Regions from separate parts of the Homo sapiens genome. Here region 2 is linked to region 1. A link is an interaction called in ENCODE POLR2A ChIA-PET data of the cell type or tissue named here. Cell type or tissue: Caco-2. All regions are shown on one strand. Each heading gives the region's core, and the rest is flanking DNA. Links, peaks and the distances in the headings are about the cores only. Region 1 overlaps HAUS4 (HAUS augmin like complex subunit 4). Region 2 overlaps ACIN1 (apoptotic chromatin condensation inducer 1).

Region 1 (9,992 bases), core at 1-8,000:
GGGAAAATCCTGAGAGAGAGGTTCCTACCTGAGATTTTTTGGATTTCTAGGCATGGAAGGAAGTTCGACTGCATAAGACAACATGGTTGAGGTCTGAGATTTTACACAGAGTCATTCAAGAGTTGCTTGTGGACTACTATGTGAAGATACAAGACACAAATGTAACTTCTGAGGACAAAAAGGTGAGGCAAAGGCTGGGCGTGGTGGCTAACACCTGTAATCCCAGCACTTTGGGAGCCCCAGGCAGGCTGATCACTTGAGGTCAAGAGTTTGAGACCAGCCTGGCCAACATGGTAAGACCCCGTCTCTACTAAAAATACAAAAATTAACCAGGTGCAGTGGCACACGCCTGTAATCCCAGCTACTCGGGAGGCTGAGGCAGCAGAATCGCTTGAACCTGGGAGGCGGAGATTGCAGTGAGCCGAGATTGCGCCACAGCACTCCAGCCTGGGTGACAGAGCGAAACTCAGTCTCAAAAAAAAGTGAGGTGAAAGAAATGAGGTGGGGTTGGTTACCAGTTACAGGAATGACCAGGCCAACTGTGGCTTTGTCTGATGATGTGATCTAGGGGAAGTAGGAGCTTTGAGAAATGGTTTGTCAAAAGAGAAATGGACTGTAGTTATGGGGAAGGAGTGGATGTGTTATCAGAGTTTGTAATAGAAACATTGACAGAAGTCACTCGCAGCTGAGTTATCTGAGGGGGGATGATATATTTGAGGACTTTGAAAATATGTGAAAAACTGGTTCATAAGGATGGAAGAGGTGGAGTGGGAGAAGTTTTATAGTTGCCTCTTTTTGTTTTTTATTCTCTCTCTCTCAGTTTCATGAGACCCTTGAACAGCGGCTGCTTGTAACTGAACTGATGCGGCTCTTAGGTCCTAGCCAGGAGAGGGAGATACCTCCACTGCTGGGGCTGGAGAAAGCGGACCTTCTGGAACTCATGCCACTCTCAGAGGTTGGCGGGGAGATATTGGAACCAAATAAATGAAATGGTTTAATTTCTCCCATATCTTTAAAATGTTTTTTTTGTCAAGCTTTATTGTTTTTGTAAAAATGATACACATTCAGGGTGGTCAGACTCAAATAAGAAAAACGTTACACAGGAGCAAGTAAAAGCTGAAATACTGCATCTAGAAGCACAATATTATTATAAACAGCTTGACATAAATGGTATTATACCCTTCATGCTTATATAGAGAGTATAAGGCCGAGTGTAGTGACTTCCGCCTATAATCGTAGCACTTTGGGAGGCTGAGGTGGGAGGATCACTTGAGTTCAGGAGTTCAAGACCAGCCTGGGCAACATAGTGAGACCTCGTCTCTACCAAAAAAAAAACAAAACAAAAGCCAGGTTTGGTGGTGCACACCTGTAGTCCCAGCTACTCGGGAGACAGAGGCAGGAGGATGACTTGAGGGTGGGAGGTCAAGGCTGTAGTGAGCTGTGATCATGCCACTGTACTCCAGCCTGGGCACAGAGTGAGACCCTGTCTCAAAAAAAGAAAAGTACAGTCTATTTTCATGTAATATATTTTGGATTTCTTTTCAAGTCAATACATAAATGTAAATAAGATGATAGCTTCTATAGCACTGTTAGCAAAGTATCTAGGCACATAGTGCTTAGTGTTATGTCATCAGTTTAAATCTCTGCTAGGATTCTATTATATGGATGTAGAATAATTTGCTTAACCTTATTGGTGGATATTAAGGTTGTTTCCACATTTTTGCTGTTAGAAACCACAGGGAGATGAACATGCTGGTTCATATGTGTCTTTACCTTTGTATGATTATTTCTGTAATGCTGGTGCTAAAAGTGGGATTCCTGAGTCAGTGCATACTCATACAGAATATTGGTACCTAATGCCAAACTGCTATCCAGAAAGGTATTTTCAGGGCTCCTGGATCCCCCATGTTCTCACCAACATGGGGTCTTGACAGTCATTTTATTCTTCGCTAATTTGATAGGTGAAAAATGAGTCTCTCTGATGTCTCTTGATGCATTTTCTTTGGCTATTATTGAGGTTATCATCATGTATTCATTGGCTGAGACGTCCTAGTTTTTACAGTCTATTCGCATTTCTGCCTTTACTTCTATGACTGTAGGATTTTGTGTGGATGAGGGCTCGGCTACAGCAAGAAGTAGAGGAGCAGCTCAAAAAGAAATGTTTCACTCTGCTCTGCTACTATGATCCCAATTCAGGTGAGTGCTAGCTGTCTGTTCTGCTCACAGCTGGACTTCAGGGTTCCTGGTCTGCTCTTTTGAGAATAATATATTTTGATTTTAGATTTGGGACAGAGGTTTAGAACCATCAGAGATGCTTATTTGTTTTGTTGCTGGTAGAATAAAAACAAGGACTTTTTGTTTTTTTGTTTTTTTTTTTTTTTGAGATGGCGTTTTGCTCCTGTTGCCCAGGCTAGAGTGCAATGGCGCCATTTCTGTTCACCGCAAGCTCCTCCTCCTAGATTCAAGTGATTCTCCTGCCTCAGCCTCCCGAGTAGCTGGGATTACAGGCATGCGCCACCCCGCTCGGCTAATTTTGTATTTTTAGTAGAGATGGGGTTTCTCCATGTTGATTAGGCTGGTCTGGAACTCCCAACCTCAGGTGATCCGCCTGCCTCGGCATCCCAAAGTGCTGGGATTACAGGTGTGAGCCACCACACCCGGCCAAAACAAGGACCTTTGTAAGGACTCTTTTTATTCAGCAAGATACTGAGTGGGAGTGTCCTCCTGCTGCAGGGAAGGATGAGTTCTCTCAGGAGGTTCAGAATGGTTTAGGGAGGAAAGTTCAGACTCATAGAACACCTTATACTCTCTGTATAAGCTTGGAGGGTATAATACCATTTATGTCAAGCTGTTTATAATAATGTGTTTCTAGACGTAGTATTCATATTTCAGCTTTTACTTGCTTCTGTGTAATGATTTTCTTATTTGAGTCTGACCACCCTGAATGAATGTGTATCTCTTTTTTTTTTTTTTTTTTTTTTGAGACGAAGTCTCGCTCTGTCCCCCAGGCTGGAGTGCAGTGGCGCAGTCTCACCTCACTGCAAACTCCACCTCCTAGGTTCACGCCATTCTCCTGCCTCAGCCTCCCGAGTAGCTGGGACTACAGGTGCCCGCCACCACGCCTGGCTAATTTTTTGTATTTTTAGTAGAGACGGGGTTTCACCGTGTTAGCCAGGATGGTCTCAGTCTCCTGACCTCATGATCTACCCACCTTGGCCTCCCAAAGTGCTGGGATTACAGGCGTGAGCCACTGTGCCTGGCCCTGAATGTGTATCATTTTTACGAAAATAATAAAGCTTAACACCTGAGTCTGAACTTTCCTCCCTAAACCATTTCTTTTTTTTTTTTTTTTGAGACGGAGTTTCATTCTTGTCGCCCAGGCTGGAGTGCAATGGCGTGATCTCAGCTCACTGCAACCTTCGCCTCCGAGGTTCAAGCAATTCTCCTGCCTCAGCCTCCCAAGTAGCTGGGATTACAGGCGCCTGCCACCCTGCCCAGCTAATTTTTTTGTATTTTTAGTAGAGACAGGTTTTCACCATGTTGGCCAGGATGGTCTCAAACTCCTGACCTCAGGTGATCTGCCCGCCTTGGCCTCCCAAAGTGCTGGGATTACAGGCATGAGCTACCACACTTGGTCTCCTTAAACCATTTCTATGACTTAAGAATTAAGGTCCGGGCCGGGCGCGGTGGCTTACGCCTGTAATACCATCACTTTGGGAGGCCGAGGCAGGTGGATCATGAGGTCAGGCGTTCGAGACCAACCTGGCCAATATAGTGAAACCCCGTCTCTACTAAAAATACAAAAAATTAGCTGGGTGTAGTGGCGGGTGCCTGTAATCCCAGCTACTTGGGAGGCTGAGGCAGGAGAATTGGTTGAACCTGGGAGGTGGAGGTTGCAGTGAGCTGAGATCGCGCCACTGCACTCCGGCCGAGGTGACAGTGAGAGACTCCGTCTCAAAAAAATAAAAAGAATTAAGGTCCAAATCCGGAATCAAAGGTAAGAGTGAAGATAATTTATTTAATAATTATGAGAACCAGATGCCCTCCCCCCCCCCGCTTTTTTTTTTTTAAAAACTCTGTCACCCAGACTGGAGTGCAGTGGTACAATCACACCTCACTGCAGCCTCGACCTTCTGGGCTCAAGTGATCCTCTCACCTCAGCCTCTCAAGTAGCTGGCACTACAGGCGCATAGTATGCCTAACTAATATTTTAGAATTTTTTTTATAGAGACAGAGTCTCACTATGTTGCCCAAGCCGGTCTTGAACTCTTGGGCTCAAGCAATCCTCCTGCCTTGGCCTCCCAAAGTGCTAGGATTGCAGGCGTAAGCCACCATGCTCAGCCCAGAATGGGGCCATTTTTAATAGATTATTAGAAGAAAACCTGTCATAAGGCAGGATTTGTGGGTCTAGATACAGGATAGGGGCACTGGAAGGTTGCTTTACAGGGATTGTAGCGATTAGGGTTTTCCTGTCAGTCCTCTGCCCCTTTGCTCAGATGCTGACAGTGAAACCGTGAAGGCAGCAAAGGTGTGGAAACTCGCAGAGGTCCTGGTGGGTGAGCAGCAGCAGTGCCAGGATGCCAAGAGCCAGCAGAAGGAGCAGATGTTGCTGCTGGAGAAGAAGAGTGCTGCTTACTCCCAGGTTTATCAGGGCATGGGACAGCCCCTTTCCTTTATCCTGACCCCAGGAGCACTTTTGGGGAAGACAAAGATTCCTGATCTACCCTCCTTTCTACTATCTTTATTTATGCCCTCTTCTTCCTCCATCTTGGGCTCAGGTGCTTCTCCGCTGCCTCACTTTGCTGCAGAGGCTTCTTCAAGAACACCGGCTGAAGACTCAATCCGAGCTAGACCGCATCAATGCCCAGTACCTGGAAGTCAAGTGCGGTGCTATGATCCTTAAGCTGAGGTGAGCTGTGACCCCTGTGGATCTTAAGGGATTCTGTCTCACGTTATCAGCCCTCTATCCCTTACCCTAATCTCTTTCCTCTCCCTTATCCTAGCGCCTTGTGGGTATCCAGTAAATGTCACATAGCAGTATTAGCTTTTGGATTACCCAAAAGCTTTCAACATCCTTGAGACTTTTCTTTTACAGTCTTCTGAAATAGGCACTTTACTGTGAGATCAATTGCTCGGGAATTCAGAGTGACCTTGTTTATCCTATCAGTGCTTAGCCCACACCTTGACCGTCGGCAGGTACTACGTCCATTCCCAACCCTGCTGCTATCAGGGACCTTCCTGCCTTGACATTTCTTTCTTCCCTCTGTCAGGATGGAGGAGCTAAAGATTTTGTCCGACACTTACACTGTTGAGAAAGTGGAAGTTCATCGTCTGATTAGGTGAGAACTCCTAAGAGTCTGGTACAGCTGTTCACAGGTGGTTCTCACATTCCCTAAACTCGTTTATTTAAAGATGTTGCCATTTTTGGCTGGGCACAGTGGCTCACACCTGTAATCCCAGCACTTTGGGAGGCCGAGGTGGGCAGCTCGCTTGAGTCAGGAGTTTGAGACCAGCCTGGCCAATATGGTGAAACCCTGTCTCTACTAAAAAATACAAAAATTAGCTGGGCATGGTGGCATGTGCCTGTAATCCCAGCTACTCGGGAGGCTGAGGCAGGAGAATTGCTTGAACCCAGGAAGCAGAGGCTGCAGTGAGCCAAGATCATACCACTGCACTCCAGCCTAGGTGACAGAGCGAGACTCCATCTGACAAAAAAAAAAAAAAAAAAGTTTTTCATTTTTGTCCACTACTTTCTGAGGAGCAGCACCCTTATATTGTGCCTTCTCTGCCCGGGCTCTTAGGGACCGTTTGGAGGGAGCCATTCACCTACAGGAGCAGGACATGGAGAACTCAAGACAGGTCCTGAACTCCTATGAGGTCCTTGGGGAGGAGTTTGACAGGCTGGTGAAAGAGTACACCGTACTCAAGCAGGCAACAGAGAACAAGCGGTGGGCCCTCCAGGAGTTCAGCAAGGTCTACCGTTGAGCTCTGGCAGGGCCAGGAGACATGGCTTCTGCATAGCTGCTGCCTCCTAATCTTCCTGCTAGTGGGACCACCTTCACCTGGGGCTGCCTTCAGTACAAGGGAGTGTGGAAATGCTTACGCTTGAAACACTGCAGTCATTTAGGCACTCTCCTGGTTTCTCTTTATTTTTTATGACTGGGCCTCTTCTGGAAAATCTAGCAAGGAGATTTATATAATTTTTATGCATAGCTGTGTGTCAGTGTCAGCCCTGTATTGTATTTGATTATCTCCTGAATAAAGTTATGATATTATATCTTAGGATTTTAGTCATTTTCCTTGGGCAAAGATTGAAAAAGAACATTGAAGGCTATATGGGTAAGGAGCGGGGAACTGAGTGGATCCAAATAGAAACAGATACATGATGCTTATGCAAAGAGTAAGAAGTAGACATGCCAGCTTGCCTACATCAAGTCTTAGAGCCTTCATTTTGGAAGAGTACAGTGGATTAAATTTGGGCTTGCTCTTGAAGAACTATAATCTCCAGAGGAGTGCTAGATACTCAGGCAGGTAGGGAACTATTTTCTCACTATGGGTATCAGTGTGGGAGTTATAATAAAGCAGCTGAGGCTGGGAGCAGTGACTCACACCTGTAATTCCAGCACTTTGGGAGGCCAAGGCAAGAGGATCACTTGAGCCCAGCTGTTCGAGACCAGCCTGGGCAACGTAGCAAGACCCCTGTCTCTGTGAAAAAAAATTTTTTTTTTTTTTTTTTAGACAGAGTCTTACTTTGTTGCCAGGCTGGAGTGCAGTGGTGTGATCTCAGCTCACTGCAGCCTCCGCCTCCCAGGCTCAAGCAATTCTTGTGTATCAGCCTCCCTAGTAGCTGGAATTAACAGGCATGCACCACCATGGCCAGCTAATGTTTGTATTTTAGTAGAGACAGGGTTTTACTATGTTGGTCAGGTTGGTCTCAAACTCCTGACCTCAAGTGATCCGCCCACCTTGGCCTCCCAAAGTGCTGGGATTACAGGCATGAGCAACCACACCCAGCTGAAAAAAATTTTTTTAATTAGCAAGCGTGATGGTATGTGCCTGTAGTGCCAATTTCTCAGGAGGCTGAGGCAGGAGGATCACTTGAACCCAGGAGGTCAAGGCTGCAGTGAGCCATGATGGCACCACTGCACTCAGCCTGGGTGACAGAGTGAGACCTTGTCTCAAAAAAAAAAAAAAAAAAAAAAAAGGCAGCCAGTGGCCAGCTCAGTTATAGGAAAGGACACAAGCCACTTGTGTTCCTGGTTCCCTTGGTGTGGTTTGAGAGCTACATTTTTCTCTAAAAGCAGAGGTTTGGAGGAGATTCCCCCTGAGGAACCAAGTTCAACAGTCTACTTAGCTTAGAACAAGGCAGAGTCCTGGCTGGTGTCAAAATAGGGGACTGTGGACAGAAACAGAAGGCCTCTACCTTTATTTAGAAGAGCCTACTCAGTTTCTGAAACCACTTTCCAAGGAAATTGTCTTGGGGTGATGGTGTGGATTTATTTACAAGACAATTAATGTCTTTGACTCAACTTTTTTTTCTCTTTTTTTTTTTTTTTTTTTTTTTTTTTTTTGAGACGGAGTCTCGCTCTGTCGCCCAGGCTGGAGTGCAGTGGCGCAATCTCGGCTCACTGCAATCTCTGCCTCCTGGGTTCAAGTGATTCTCCTGCCTCAGTCTCCTGAGTAGTTGGGACTACAGGCACCCACCACCACGCCTGGCTAATTTTTGTATTTTTAGTAGAGACAGGGTTTCACCATATTGGCCTTGCTGGTCTCGAACTCCTGACCTTGTGATCCGCCCGCCTCGGCCTCCCAAAGTGCTGGGATTACAGGCATGAGCCACTGCACCTGGCCAAAAAAATTTTTTTTAATTAGCTGTGCATAGTGGCATGTGCCTACATTTCCAGCTACTCAGGAGGCTAAGGTGGGAGGACTGCTTGAGTCTGGGAGGTTGAGGTTACAGTGAGCTATGATCATGTCACTGTATTACAGCCTGAGTGACAGCAAGATTCTGTCTCAAAAAAAAGAAAAAGGAATAGAGTTATGGAAAAAGCAGCGAAGACAGAGAAAAGGAAAGAAGCACTATGGGAAGGCACAGAGTTAAGAATGGGCAAATCATGTACCAAGGAGAGCTTTCATTTCAAGTGAACAAAATTTGAAACAAATATCCTATAGCTTCAATCGAGAATCTGGAGAGCTGGGGTTTGAGAAACATTTCAATTTCGACTGCCTGAGAAATGGCTTCCAAGGCAGTGGTCCTCACCCTGGCTCTCTAAATGGCATGGGGATGGAGAGTGAGCTATTTCTTGTATTCTTAAAAAGCCTAAAGAAAATGGGCTGGGCACAGTGGCTCATGCCTGTAATCCCAGCATTTTGGGAGGCGGAGGTGGGCAGATTGCCTGAGCTCGGGAGTTAGAGACCACCCTGGGCAACATGGTGAAACCCCATCTCTACTAAAATAAAAAAATTAGCTGGGTGTGGTGATGCGTGCCTGTAGTCCCAGCTACTCAGGAGGCTGAGGCACGAGAATTGCTTGAGCCCCGGGAGGCGGAGGTTGCAGTGAGCCAAGATCGTGCCACTTCACTCTAGCTTGGGCTACAGAGTGAGACTCTGTCTCAAAAAAAAAAAAAAGAAAAGAAAATGGAACATTTGCTTGCGACAGTTCTCCACACACTTTTTTTTTTTTTTTTTTTTGAGATGGAGTTTCGCTCTTGTTGCCCAGGCTGGATCGTGCAATGGCGCAATCTTGGTTTATTGCAATCTCTGCCTCCTAGGTTCAAGTGATTCTCCTGCCTCAGCCTCCCAAGTAGCTAGGATTACAGCATGCGCCACCACGCCCAGCTAATTTTGTATTTTTATTAGAGATGAGGTTTCTCCATGTTGGTCAGGCTGGTCTCGAACTCCCGACTTCAGGTGATCCACCTGCCTCAGCCTCCCAAAGTGCTAGGATAACAGGCGTGAGCCACCACCGCGCCCGGCCCTGCACAAACTTTTTTTTTTTTTTTTTTTTTGAGACGGAGTCTTGCTCTGTCACCTGGGCTGGAGGGCAGTGGCCCGATCTCAGTTCACTGCAACCTCCGCCTCCTGGGTTCATGCCCTTCTCCTGTCTCAATCTCCCAAGTAGCTGGGACTATAGGCGCCCACCACCACGCCCGGCTAATTTTTTGTATTTTTAGTAGAGACGGGGTTTCACCGTGTTAGCCAGGATGGTCTCGATCGCCTGACCTCGTGATCCGCCCGCCTCAGCCTACCAAAGTGGTGGGATTACAGGTGTGAGCCACTGCGCCCGGCCCAAACTATTTTTTAAAAAACTTCATTGGCTTAAAACTAGAGCACATGCAGGCTGGGCGTGGTGGCTCACGCCTGTAATCCCAGCACTTTGGGAGGCCGAGGTGGGTGGATCACCTGAGGTTGGGAGTTTGAGACCAGCCTGAGCAACATGGAGAAACCCCGTCTCTACTGAAAATACAAAATTAGCCGGGTGTGGTGGCACATGCCTGTAATCCCAGCTACTAGGGAGGCTGAGGCAGGAGAATCGCTTGAACCCAGGAGGCAGAAGTTGCGGTGAGCCGAGATCGCGCCATTGCACTCCAGCCTGCGCAACAAGAGCGAAACTCCATCTTAAAAAACAAACAAACAAACAAAAACAACTAGAGCACATGCTTTGTAAAAATACTCAGAACAGAATTATATACAGTAAAAAGTAAAAGATTGAACCATGCACCCTCAGACACCCCCCACACAAATACCCTGTTACTCCAATCTACCTCCCCAGAGTAACCAGAGTGATTTGGTGTGTAGATCACTGTGTGTCAGATCTGTTTCTATAAATATGCAACCATATGTACATAAATATTAGCTAATATTAGCTGGGCATGGTGGTGCTCTGATAGCCCTAGCTACTCAGGAGGCTGAGCCTAGTAGTTAGAGGCTGCAGTGAACTATGATTGTGCCAAGGTACTCCAGCCCAGGTGACAGAGCAAGACCTTTGTCTC
Region 2 (10,389 bases), core at 941-8,940, 120 kb before region 1:
CTTTGTAGAATGTCCTGTGTAGACTGTTAGCCTAAAGTTATTCTATACTTGTTTTTATGCCATATTAACACTAATGCTACCAGTATGATTTCCCCTATATGTAATTGTCTAATAATTTATACTCTTCTGAGAGCTTCAAACTGTACTTTAACTCTGACTTTTGGAGGGTAGTGGGCAGGTGACATGATTTATCTCATTTGCCTGTGACTTTAATGATAGTTTTATAGACCTTACTATATAGCTTTTACCTGGGGGTATACCCTTGCTGAGGGGTATAATCCTTGTCGATTCTGACAGTCTTACCTCTGCTGCCATCTTGTGGCTGTTAACATTTTTTGTTTGGCAGCCAAAAGTTCACTCTACTTCCTTTGAAATTTTTTGGTTTTTCCCTTCTGGAATGGGTACGCTATCCTTTGGAAAAGGGTTTTTCTTCTGGGACCATAAAGTGAAAACTCAGCGGATTCTGGAAGGTATTCAGGATTCCCCAGCTACATCATCGATGAGGAAATGGGGTGACATTTTCTCTTCCATATCCCTCAACCAGACATAATACCTGCCCCCCTCCTCCCAATTCCATGGAGGTACATTTTACATTCCATTTTACAAAAGCATGTCCTTTGTGAAATGGCAGTTTTGAAGTGGGTATTGACAGCCTGCTACTAATTGGGCCTGAGGAACTGCTTCCGATGCACCTTGGGAAGAAAGTGATTTTCTGAAAAGCTCTTTGCTAGCCTTAAAATTCTGTGGGTTTATGAGATCCTAGCAACAGAAAGGCATTTTATTTTGTTTTGAAGCAGCTTTTTTTCTGGACATTCCCATGCAAGTCCAGGGCACATGAAGCTTGGAGTCATAGAGTTTCCTGTCCCCCCACTCCAGGTAAAGGTGGTTTTGATCTTCATTTTATGACTGAGATAATTTAGTCACATTGATTCTAATAAGATGATAGGCAAGTGGCATCTTGGGCAAATACTTAGATTGTCCATTGTTGCCTAGGCCCGCTTCAGTGGAGTAGTGTATAGAAGGGAAATGCAGTCTTCACTGAGGAGCAGTTCACACACATCACTCGTACCTGCTTTCCTTCTACCTGCCTATCACATGGGTTGTTCAACATTCTAACAAAACAGCATGCCCAGAAGCCTAAACCCATAGGCATTGGATCTGGTAAATAAATCTTTGAGAAGGTTGCATACATTTCTGGAGGCCCTACCACAACTGATTAACAACACCCTTCCTGGTCTCTCACCCCTCCAGAGTGTTAAGTGTGCAGTCTGGCAGCCCTCTAGAGCTCTGGCCAATTTTGAAAGCGTAATCAACAATGCTAAATGGAAAAGACCATTTATGGCATGGCCAGGCGTGGTGACTCATGCCTGTAATTGCAGCACTTTGGGAGGCCAAGGCAGGTGGATCACCTGAGGTCAGGAATTCGAGACCAGCCTGACCAACATGGTGAAACCCCGTCTCTACTAAAAATACAAAATTAGCCGGGCATGGTGTGCACCTGTAATCCCAGTTACTCAGGAGGCTGAGACAGGAGAATCGCCTGAACCCGGGAGGCGGAAGGTGCGGTGAGCTGAGATCACGCCATTGCACTCCAGCCTGGGCAACAAGAGCGAAACTCCGTCTCAAAAAAAAAAAATGGAAAAGACCATTTATGGCCTAACCTTGGTTTTTCTGTCTGTCTCAACAAGAAGTCATATGACTTTAAAAAACAGAGCAGTAAAGTGTTAAAAAAAAAAAAAATTAGACTTCAAGGACCTGTCACCATTTGGAAGAGATTGACTGACTTTTTGCTGTGTTTGGTTAAATCCATTCTGATTCTGATTGTGCCTGAGGAATTCTAAATTTATGAGGTAAGGTGTCTTTTTCATTGCTTGGAGCAGGAATTTGTGGGTCCTCAGTCCTGTTTCAGTTGAGTGCTGTTCAAAACTCTGGTCTTCTGCCTTGTATGGGTATAACAAAAATGTCCCCATATAGCAGAAAATAATGGTATTCTCTTTTTACTTAAAAAAAAAAAAAAAAAAAGGGGAAGAAAGAAAAGAGGGGATTTGTTTGTGTGGGCAGCTGTATCATTCAGCTGTAGTTAATTCAGACCTGGATTTCTCTAGATACAACCTTCCTGTATGCACAGACCTAGCAGGCAATAGCAGTTTTAGGCTCTTGGTACAATGCATGTTTGTCCTTCTGCCTGTGTAGGAGGAAGGTATTGGTTCCTTAAGCCAATATGATGGTGTAATTGATATTCCCCAGGGGACATACAATGCCAATATCCCAAATGATGCATGAAAAAGCAGAATTTGTTGTCATCAATAGAGTTTGCTCCACTGAGAAATTATCTAAGGACATATACCCCAAAATCATACTGTTCTAGGTTATCTTGGGACCAGTATGCTTCTGAGGGTATCTAGTCCCACTGTTTCTTATTAAATTTTCACGTCAGTTTTTCAGCTCCTCGTGAATTTTCTATAATAACTAAAATTTCAGCATATATGCCTATAGGAATTTCCTTTTCCATTAGCTTCTCTGAATCTCATATTCACATATGAGTTGTAATGTGATATTATTAGCCTCCAAGTAGTTGTACCCTTTTCTTCTGGGCTTCTTTGTGTACTGTTTACTTATGGGTAGATATCCCCACTGCTTATTCTGTGCAGTTTCACAGACTGTTAAGCTATGTTGGGCTCTGACACATGGTTAACAAGGTTTTGGTACTAGTCCTGCAAGTAGATAGAGTCCATTTTGGGGACAGTTTCAAGGATTCCTCTTTATCTTTTTTCTTTTTTGGAGACAGAGTCTCACTCTGTCACCCAGGCTGGAGTGCAGTGGCCCGATCTCTGCTCACTGCAACCTCCGCCTCCTGGGTTCAAGCAATTATCATGCCTCAGCCTCCTGAGTATCTGGGACTATAGACGCGGCTGCCACACCCTGCTAATTTTTCTATTTTTAATAGAGATGGGGTTTCACCATGTTGGCCAGGCTGGTCTCAAACTCCTGGCCTCAGGCAGTCCTCCTGTCTCAGCCTCCCAAAGTGTTGGTATTACAGGCGTGAGCCACCATGCCCGGCCCTCATTATTGTCTGAAAATAAAATGTTCGGAATTGTTGGGTCCCACAGAATTGATCATGGGGAAATAGAAAACACACGCCTCTTGTGTCTTAAGAGGGTAAAGGAGAACGTGGTAAGATTCTTATTCTTAAAAAAAAGAAATTTTCGGCCGGGCATGATGGCTCACGCCTGTGATCCCAGCACTTTGGGAGGCCGAGACGCGCGAATCACAAGGTCAGAAGATCGAGACCATCCTAGCTGACACAGTGAAACCCCGTTTCTACTAAAAATACAAAAAATTAGCCGGGTGTAATGGAGGGTGCCTGTAGTCCCAGCTGCTCGGGAGGCTGAGGCAGGAGAATGGTGTGAACCCCGGAGGCGGAGCTTGCAGTGAGCTGAGATTGTGCCACTGCACTCCAGCCTGGGCAACAGAGTGAGACTCCGTCTCAAAAAAAAAAAAAAAAAGGAATTTTCAATAACAAAATTTCTCAAAATCAGCCACTTCTGCAGAGGCATATTAGCAGCTGAGAGTATTTTAGGACAGTGGATAAACAGAGCATTTTATTTGAGGATGGCTGAAGGTAACATTTTCTGTGGTGTAACATTGTTTGTGGGGATTCTATTAAAAAAATTTTTTTCTTTTTTTGAGATGGAGTTTTGCTCTTGTTGCCCAGGCTGGAGTGCAATGGCACGATCTCGGCTCACCACAACCTCTGCATCCTGGGTTCAAGTGATTCTCCTGCCTCAGCCTCCCGAGTAGCTGGGATTACAGGCATGCACCACCACGCCCAGCCAATTTTGTGTTTTTAGTAGAGACAGGGTTTCTCCATGTTGGTCAGGCTGGTGATCCGCCCACCTCAGCCTCCCAAAGTGCTGGGATTACAGGCGTGAGCCACCATGCCCAGCCAAAAAATTTTTTTTTCAATAAGAAAACTTTTAGGTTAGCAAGCATTTAGTAAGTGTCCACTTGGTACCCACAATGACACCCTAATTCAGAAATAGTTAGGGAACATTACTTTGTGTTAGGCCCTGGGCTAGGGGCCAAGAGATGCAATCCCTACCCTTGAGGAATTATGCAGGGTAGAGATGGGGGGCAGATAAAGTAGCAGTTATTATACAGAGTGATAAGGGCATTGCTGAAAACCTGTCATGCCAATCACTGAATGGCTTTGCCTCAGAAAACAAGCAGTCTACTCTTTTGAGGAAACTCAGAGCCCCAGAGGTGGCATCAGATGAGATAATGGCCTATTAAGTGTGCATGTATTTTACATGTATCTGTACCTTCACTTGGGGTGTCCTCCAAGCCAGACTCTTAAGAGCTAACACTTAACTACACTGTTCCATGAAATAGGTATTGTCACTATGCCCACTTTGCAGATTACAAGACAGATATACAGAACCAGGAACTTGCCTACTATCACACAACTTTTAACAGAGTGGGGCTAGCCAGTCTGACTCCAGAGTCTTCACTCTTAACCCTGAGCAGACAGGGACCACTATGTGAAAGGAAACATTTAAAGTAATGTATAAATATGGCCACTTTAGCATGCAGTTGGCATTGTAAGTGTAAGATTTTAAGCAGCGGGGAGAAAATTTCATTCCTAGCTTAAAAGCTCAAATGTTACACGAGACACTGAGCTTTGGTTCTCAGAAGTTTATCTTAGTGTAAACTTCTACTGCCACTAGGACACAAAAGGAACATCTCTGCAGTCAACAAATAAGCATTTTGAGTATCTACTGAGCACTTTTTGAACTATTAGCATCTGTTTCCCACTTTGGTCTAGTGAAGATTCCCATGATTAATATTTTCTGCTTAGTTCCCAGTCGCTTTCTGCCCAGCTGATCTTCCCCGCCCCATATAGCAGCACTCTCACTTCACTGTCTTATCTACTTTAGAGCCTCACCTTGGAGCCCTTGCTTCAAGAAGTGGCCTTCAAGCTTCAGCTACCCAAGGTCCCCTTGCCCTGTTTATCCTTTCTTTTTCTGGCCCGAGTGGACCCTGGGGCAGGGTGACCTTATTAAAGACTCTATAAAACAAAGTTGTCTGTCATCTCTTCAGAGACACCAACCCTGCCCCCCTTCTACTGGTATTTGAAAAAAGAACTCTCCCTGCTATCCACTTCCCTCCACCATCCCTGGGAAAAGGACATGTTGGAGTAGTAACACGTGGTCATTGCCGGGGTGAGCAGCCAGTTACTGTAGTGATTGGATAGTGACAATTCCCATCCCACCTCCCTACCTGCAGCATCTGACTGGTTGGTCTGGTTTCAGTGTTCCATGCCTAGATTACTGGATAGAGGATGGTAGGCACATAAAACATTGCTCATGCCCCACCCTCTATCCAGCTTTCATTACCATCCTTCTTTAATCACTTTTCAACTTTGGCTTTATCGTTCTTATTTAATCCTTTTTCACTCCCACCTCTACTGTTTGCCTGCCTTCTATTCTCTCTATTTTCTAGAATCTTCCAATCAAGCAGCTGTAACTTTACATGTCCTCCACCCAGCCCCCTCCCCTGCCCCCTGGGAAGACCAGGAGGGAGCACTCCAGCCCTGGGGGGTTAAGCCTCTGTAGCTGCTGTAACTTGAGAAAAGAAGGCCAGGCCTCTGGAGCCAGCAGTCGGCTCCCTGTGGCCTGCCAAAGGATAAGAACCTTGCTCACTCAGCTCCCTCCCTCTTTTCTTTCCCCTCCCCTGCTGCAGCAAGGCCCTCCCCCATCCGCACACACAGGCTGCTGGGTAAGTGGCAAGATGGCTCCCCTGCATGTCTCCGGCTGATCGCTGCCGCTCCGCCAATACAATAGAGCCAGCCACTACCAGCAGCCTGGCCCTCTTCCTCCTTCTCCAGAGAGACCAATCCAGCCGAACTCGGGGTTTGCCGTGAGGACTTAACGCTTATCTCTTAAAAGCCAGATCTGTTTTAGCCTCCCCGCACCACCACCACCTCCCCTTCCATTTACCATTTTTTGGATCCCCGGTTGCTACATCTCAATTTTCTCTCTCTGGATCGGGTGGCTGGGGAGGAGGTGGTGGGATCTTGGAACAAGGAAGGTGTGGTTTTTTTTCTTTATTTTTTTTAGGATTTTTTTTGTTTGGTTTTTGTTATTTCTTCCATTCCAGAAAGGGATAAACAGCACTTCCAGGGGGAGAAAAAAAATCATGTTATCAGAAAGCAAAGAAGGGTGAGAGCTTCACATTTCCATGTATGCCTTTTCCCCGCCGCCCTAGCTCCCTTCGTCTTCCTTCTCTTCCTCATGGCTTTCATTCCGTCTTTCGTTTTGGTTTGTTTTCAGTCATTCTGCCTTCCCCCTTTGTCCTGCCTGCCCAGTTTCTAATTGGCCCCACATGCCCTTTCTGTATGGGAAATAGATATTTTTTTTGTATAAGCCTTTTCTCTAGATGTAAGCAGCTAAATCTCGTGTTTCTCTGGGGGCCTGTTTAGCTGGGGGCACAGTTCCGATTTTCCCCTCCCCCTAACCCCCCTAGTGCATCCCTTCTTGACTGCTCTAGGGAGGTTCTTCTGACCTCTGAGTGTCAGTCAGTCAGCCTGTTGGGAATGCTGACTTTTCTGGTGGTGGTTATCGGCCTGGGAGGCTTGGTTTCCCCTCTCCTGAGCCTTAGGCCTCTGATCATCTTGATTTGATTTTTTTTGCTTGGTGTTTGGGTGGTAGAGGGGGTGAGATTTGAGATAGAAGTTGGGGACGAAGACAGAAATCAAAGGTGGAAAGATAGTTTATCTGAAGTGAATCTCTGGGATTCTTTGCCTGAAATGGGAGCTAACTTGTGAGATTAAGAGTGGGAGAGTGGGTTTGGTGTTCTTGGGGGAAGCTGCCTGTGTGGGGGAGGGTGTGTCCTGACTAGGAGGCCTGCTCTCTTTATCTCTTGGAAGTTGGAATGAGGGAGTGGGAGAAACTGGGTGAAAGCCGAATGTAGGAACAGTTTCTACACCTCTGAGCAGGTAAAAGTGGCCCTAATCTCTGAGCTCTCATACTCAATTCAGCAGTTTTAATTTTTCCTTTTGAATGAGAGAGGGTCCTTGAAGCTTGAACCTTCACCAGGCCTGCTTCTTCCCTGCAGCTCCCACCCCCCGCCCCGCACCCCCCACCCCCCACCATTTTCTCCATGCTGGTGTCTCCAGATCCTGAGGATCAGCAGGCCTTTACTTATTAAGCAGTTGATTAAACACAGGTCAGGCTTTTTTGCCAAAGCCTTGGCCATTCTTTCTTGTCTTTTTAAGGGAATCGGGCTTCCCTTCGTTTCTCGTGCAATTTTGCCATATAAAGGTGCCTTTGGCCAGGGAGACTGAGGCCACAGGGTTGTGGGCAAATCACAGTCACTTTTGTGGGACTATTTTCAGAGGAGGGTTTTTCTCCTTTCATATAGGAGTACTCTGGTGAGTTATTACCTGAGAATAGTTGGAGTCCTAACCCCACAAATGACAACTTTTAACTCATCTGGGCAATAGGTGGATGTGGTTGCTGTGATCCACGCTCTTTCCCCAAGGAAAATCTATTTCCCACTTTTCCCATTGGGACAAGGTCTCTAACCTTGATCAGAAAAGCAGCCCTCCTAATCCCACCCAAGTGATGAGGCAGGAGGGTTTCCTGACCCAGTAACTAACATCTTGCTCTCTCTTCCCCTTGGTTCTTTTCTGCCCGCCCCCCCACCACCACTCCCCCCTCCTGTCAGTGAGGAGAAGGAGGAAGTGACCATGGACACAAGTGAAAACAGACCTGAAAATGATGTTCCAGAACCTCCCATGCCTATTGCAGACCAAGTCAGCAATGATGACCGCCCGGAGGGCAGTGTTGAAGATGAGGAGAAGAAAGAGGTAAACATCCAAGCCACCTATTGGGGCGGGTGGGCAGGAATGGACCTAGGGGAAAGAGTAGAGCACTCTAGTGATCCCTCTTACACGGTGGGTTAACTTAAAGGAGGGATGAGGCAGGGACTTGGATCAGAATAGGGCCAAGGGAGAATTCGCTGGTTTAGCAAGGGAGACCCCTTGTGACGGGGACAGGGCTCATTCATTTTCCTTTCCTTGTTGGGGAAGTAGTGCCCAGACTCTAGACGTTTGTAACTAACGGGAAAGTCTGATAATGGCCCTTTATCTAAGATTTATGTTCAGCTTTTCCTGCTGTCTTCCCAAGCTTCTCCTGGTGGTAACTCCTTTAGCTTTCCCTCCTTTTTAAAAGCCTGATGGAGCCCAACGCCATCTAGTGGACATTGGTGGTTCTCACCAGACCAGCCATGCTGAGAAATTTTTGTTCCTCCTCTGCCCTCCAGTGGTCTGACTGCAGAGATGTAGCTACTTAGAAGCCAGCACTTGTGATCCGGAAGGCCCATTCTCAGTTACCTGTGACCCCTCTACCTCCTTTTTTGGCATATGTTATCTTGTGTCCTGCACCCACTTCAGGGGGCTTCCCCCATCAGAGCCAGCGAAGTCTTCTTGGCTCTTAAAGTAATTGAGAAAGAATGAGCTGGGTTTAGGAGAGGGGTAACAAGGTGGGAGGGACTGTTGTGTGTGTAGCCTTTTTCTGGTGTGTGTTGCGGGGGTGGGGGCCGGTGAAAGTGATTTGATGTGCAGAATATTATTTATTACAAGGTCCTTCTTCCCCGTAAAACTTTGTCCAAGTACCTCATGTACGGTAATCCGCCCGTAAAATATAACCCTGCCCAACTGGCCAATCGCTGATGCCGCCTCTTCCTCTGGACCCACCCGCTGCTACTGAGCTGCCCAATCAGAGCCAAGTCTGCTATCCAGGTGTCTTGGCCAGAGGGGGGCATGTATATGGGCTCCTGTGATGGGCCCCCTTTTGCCTCCCTGTCTTGCTTACATCAGGGGGCCAAGAAGAACACTGTTCTGGAGAGACTTGTATTGAGCAAGCAAAAAACATTTGGAAAGGGGTGGACTTGCATCATCTCCCTACTTGGGACACCCCAAGAAGAGCTTGTGCCAGTGCTGGGGCGCCTGCCCACATGCCCTTGCCCTTTTGAGGACTGTGGGTTGCCTTGTTTGCTACAGACTGTTGGGATCCCCATCTAGGGCACCAAGACCTCCTAAAGTTTGTGATCGCAGTGCCATGCTGTAAAACACTGAGTGGGACCCTCTACTTAAGCTGTGACGACTAGGAACCGTGCAGAGGAGTCTAGGGTCTGAGCCCCTGGGGATTTAATGCTGATGACAGCCCAGCCCATGTGTCACCACTTGCTCATCAGATGGACTTTCCTTTGGTCCCTGTTGTCCATGGTGAAGGGCAGCATGTTGGTTGCTCCAACTTCTCCTCCATCCCTGGAGGCAGGGACTCATTTCATCCACCTGACTGGAACCACTGTCTCAGCTGGAGTCCCTGAGGAGATGCCAGCCACAACTCTCCGAAGAGAAGTATTCTGACCTTGCTGCTGAATGTCTGCCAGGTCCTGGGGTATTCACCTACCCCCAGGCTACCTTCATCAGAGGCTCCATGATCCCACTCGGTGAGAGGACCCCCTCCCCAGTTACAGGCAGAGGAGAAAGGGACTCTGGAGTCATCACCTGGATTCCAAGTATTGGGTGGTGTTATTGCTGCAGCTTGCCACTGGTGGACATAGGGTCCTGCCTGCCTCTCACGATAAAAGGCAAGGATCATTCCTGCTACTCACAGGCCATCTCATCAGGGACTGCAAGATGATGTCCCTTCAGGGCCAGGACTGATGTCTCTGCCCCTTTCCCCCCTCTATCCCTCGCTGAGCCTGGCCACCGCCAGTGAACTGTCTTGACATCATGGAAACTGGGCAGCGTCCCCCCACACGTTTCCCTCCCGCCCCCCCTGCGCCCCTGGGAGGACTCTGGCAGTGCCGTGCTGACTACCACGCCGTGCGCCCACCTTTTTTGCCAACCCAACCCCCCACCAATTGCACAGCGCCTAGCAGGGAGGGCTCATTCTGATTGGACCGGCGGTTGACTAGATACAGTACACAGTGAGGTGCGATTGGCTGAACTGAAGATCCCAGGTGTGAGATGGTACCTGGAACATTTGTCATATTCCTAGTTTATTTTCTTCTTTATTTTCTTCTTCTTTTTTTAATATTTTATTTTATTTTTTTCTATATCTTTATTTTTTCTGATTTCTTTTATTTATTTATTTGGTTCATGTTTTTCCTGTTTTAATTAAGACCTTTTTTTTTGTTTTGTTTTTCTCACTAACTTACCCATCGAGAGCGGCCCAGCTAGGGGTCAGGCTGGCCCTTAACAGAGACCAAGGAGACTTGGTTAGACGACACAAACGGGGCTGCGGGTGGGGGTGGATGGGAAAGGGATTTCATCACGAGGTTTCTGCCCTACCCTTTAGAAGAGTGGTAGAGTGGTCT

The links. ChIA-PET counts read pairs that join two places held together with the same protein. Peaks named below come from ENCODE experiments on the same cell type or tissue, not always from the same donor. Only the 100,000 strongest peaks of a DNase experiment are listed, where the experiment ranks them.
Region 2: POLR2A ChIA-PET joins it to region 1 with 20 read pairs; 13 of 35 experiments call an interaction of 5 or more read pairs at or near these places.

What each region holds. Positions count from the first base shown.
Region 1 is chr14:22,942,518-22,952,509 of GRCh38, reverse strand. HAUS4 (HAUS augmin like complex subunit 4) reads left to right here. Exons shown (of 10, transcript NM_001166269.2): 4 at 51-182; 5 at 821-955; 6 at 2,100-2,196; 7 at 4,497-4,642; 8 at 4,779-4,909; 9 at 5,271-5,339; 10 at 5,802-6,282. The coding sequence ends at 5,985. The region is part of intron 2 of PRMT5-DT (PRMT5 divergent transcript); the gene reads right to left. Among named protein-coding and RNA genes, the nearest start is that of MIR4707, 9.5 kb to the left of the region's middle. In Caco-2, for the core only: no CTCF peak of the experiment used is centred there; no DNase peak of the experiment used is centred there.
Region 2 is chr14:23,066,957-23,077,345 of GRCh38, reverse strand. ACIN1 (apoptotic chromatin condensation inducer 1) reads left to right here. Exons shown (of 19, transcript NM_001386863.1): 9 at 7,729-7,870. Among named protein-coding and RNA genes, the nearest start is that of CDH24, 15 kb to the right of the region's middle. RefSeq lists enhancers at 5,893-5,962, 7,993-8,082, 8,163-8,212, 8,360-8,884. In Caco-2, for the core only: a CTCF peak has its summit at 8,279 (motif pointing left); DNase peaks (open chromatin) are centred at 5,255, 5,745 and 8,285; H3K4me3 peaks cover 1,501 bases.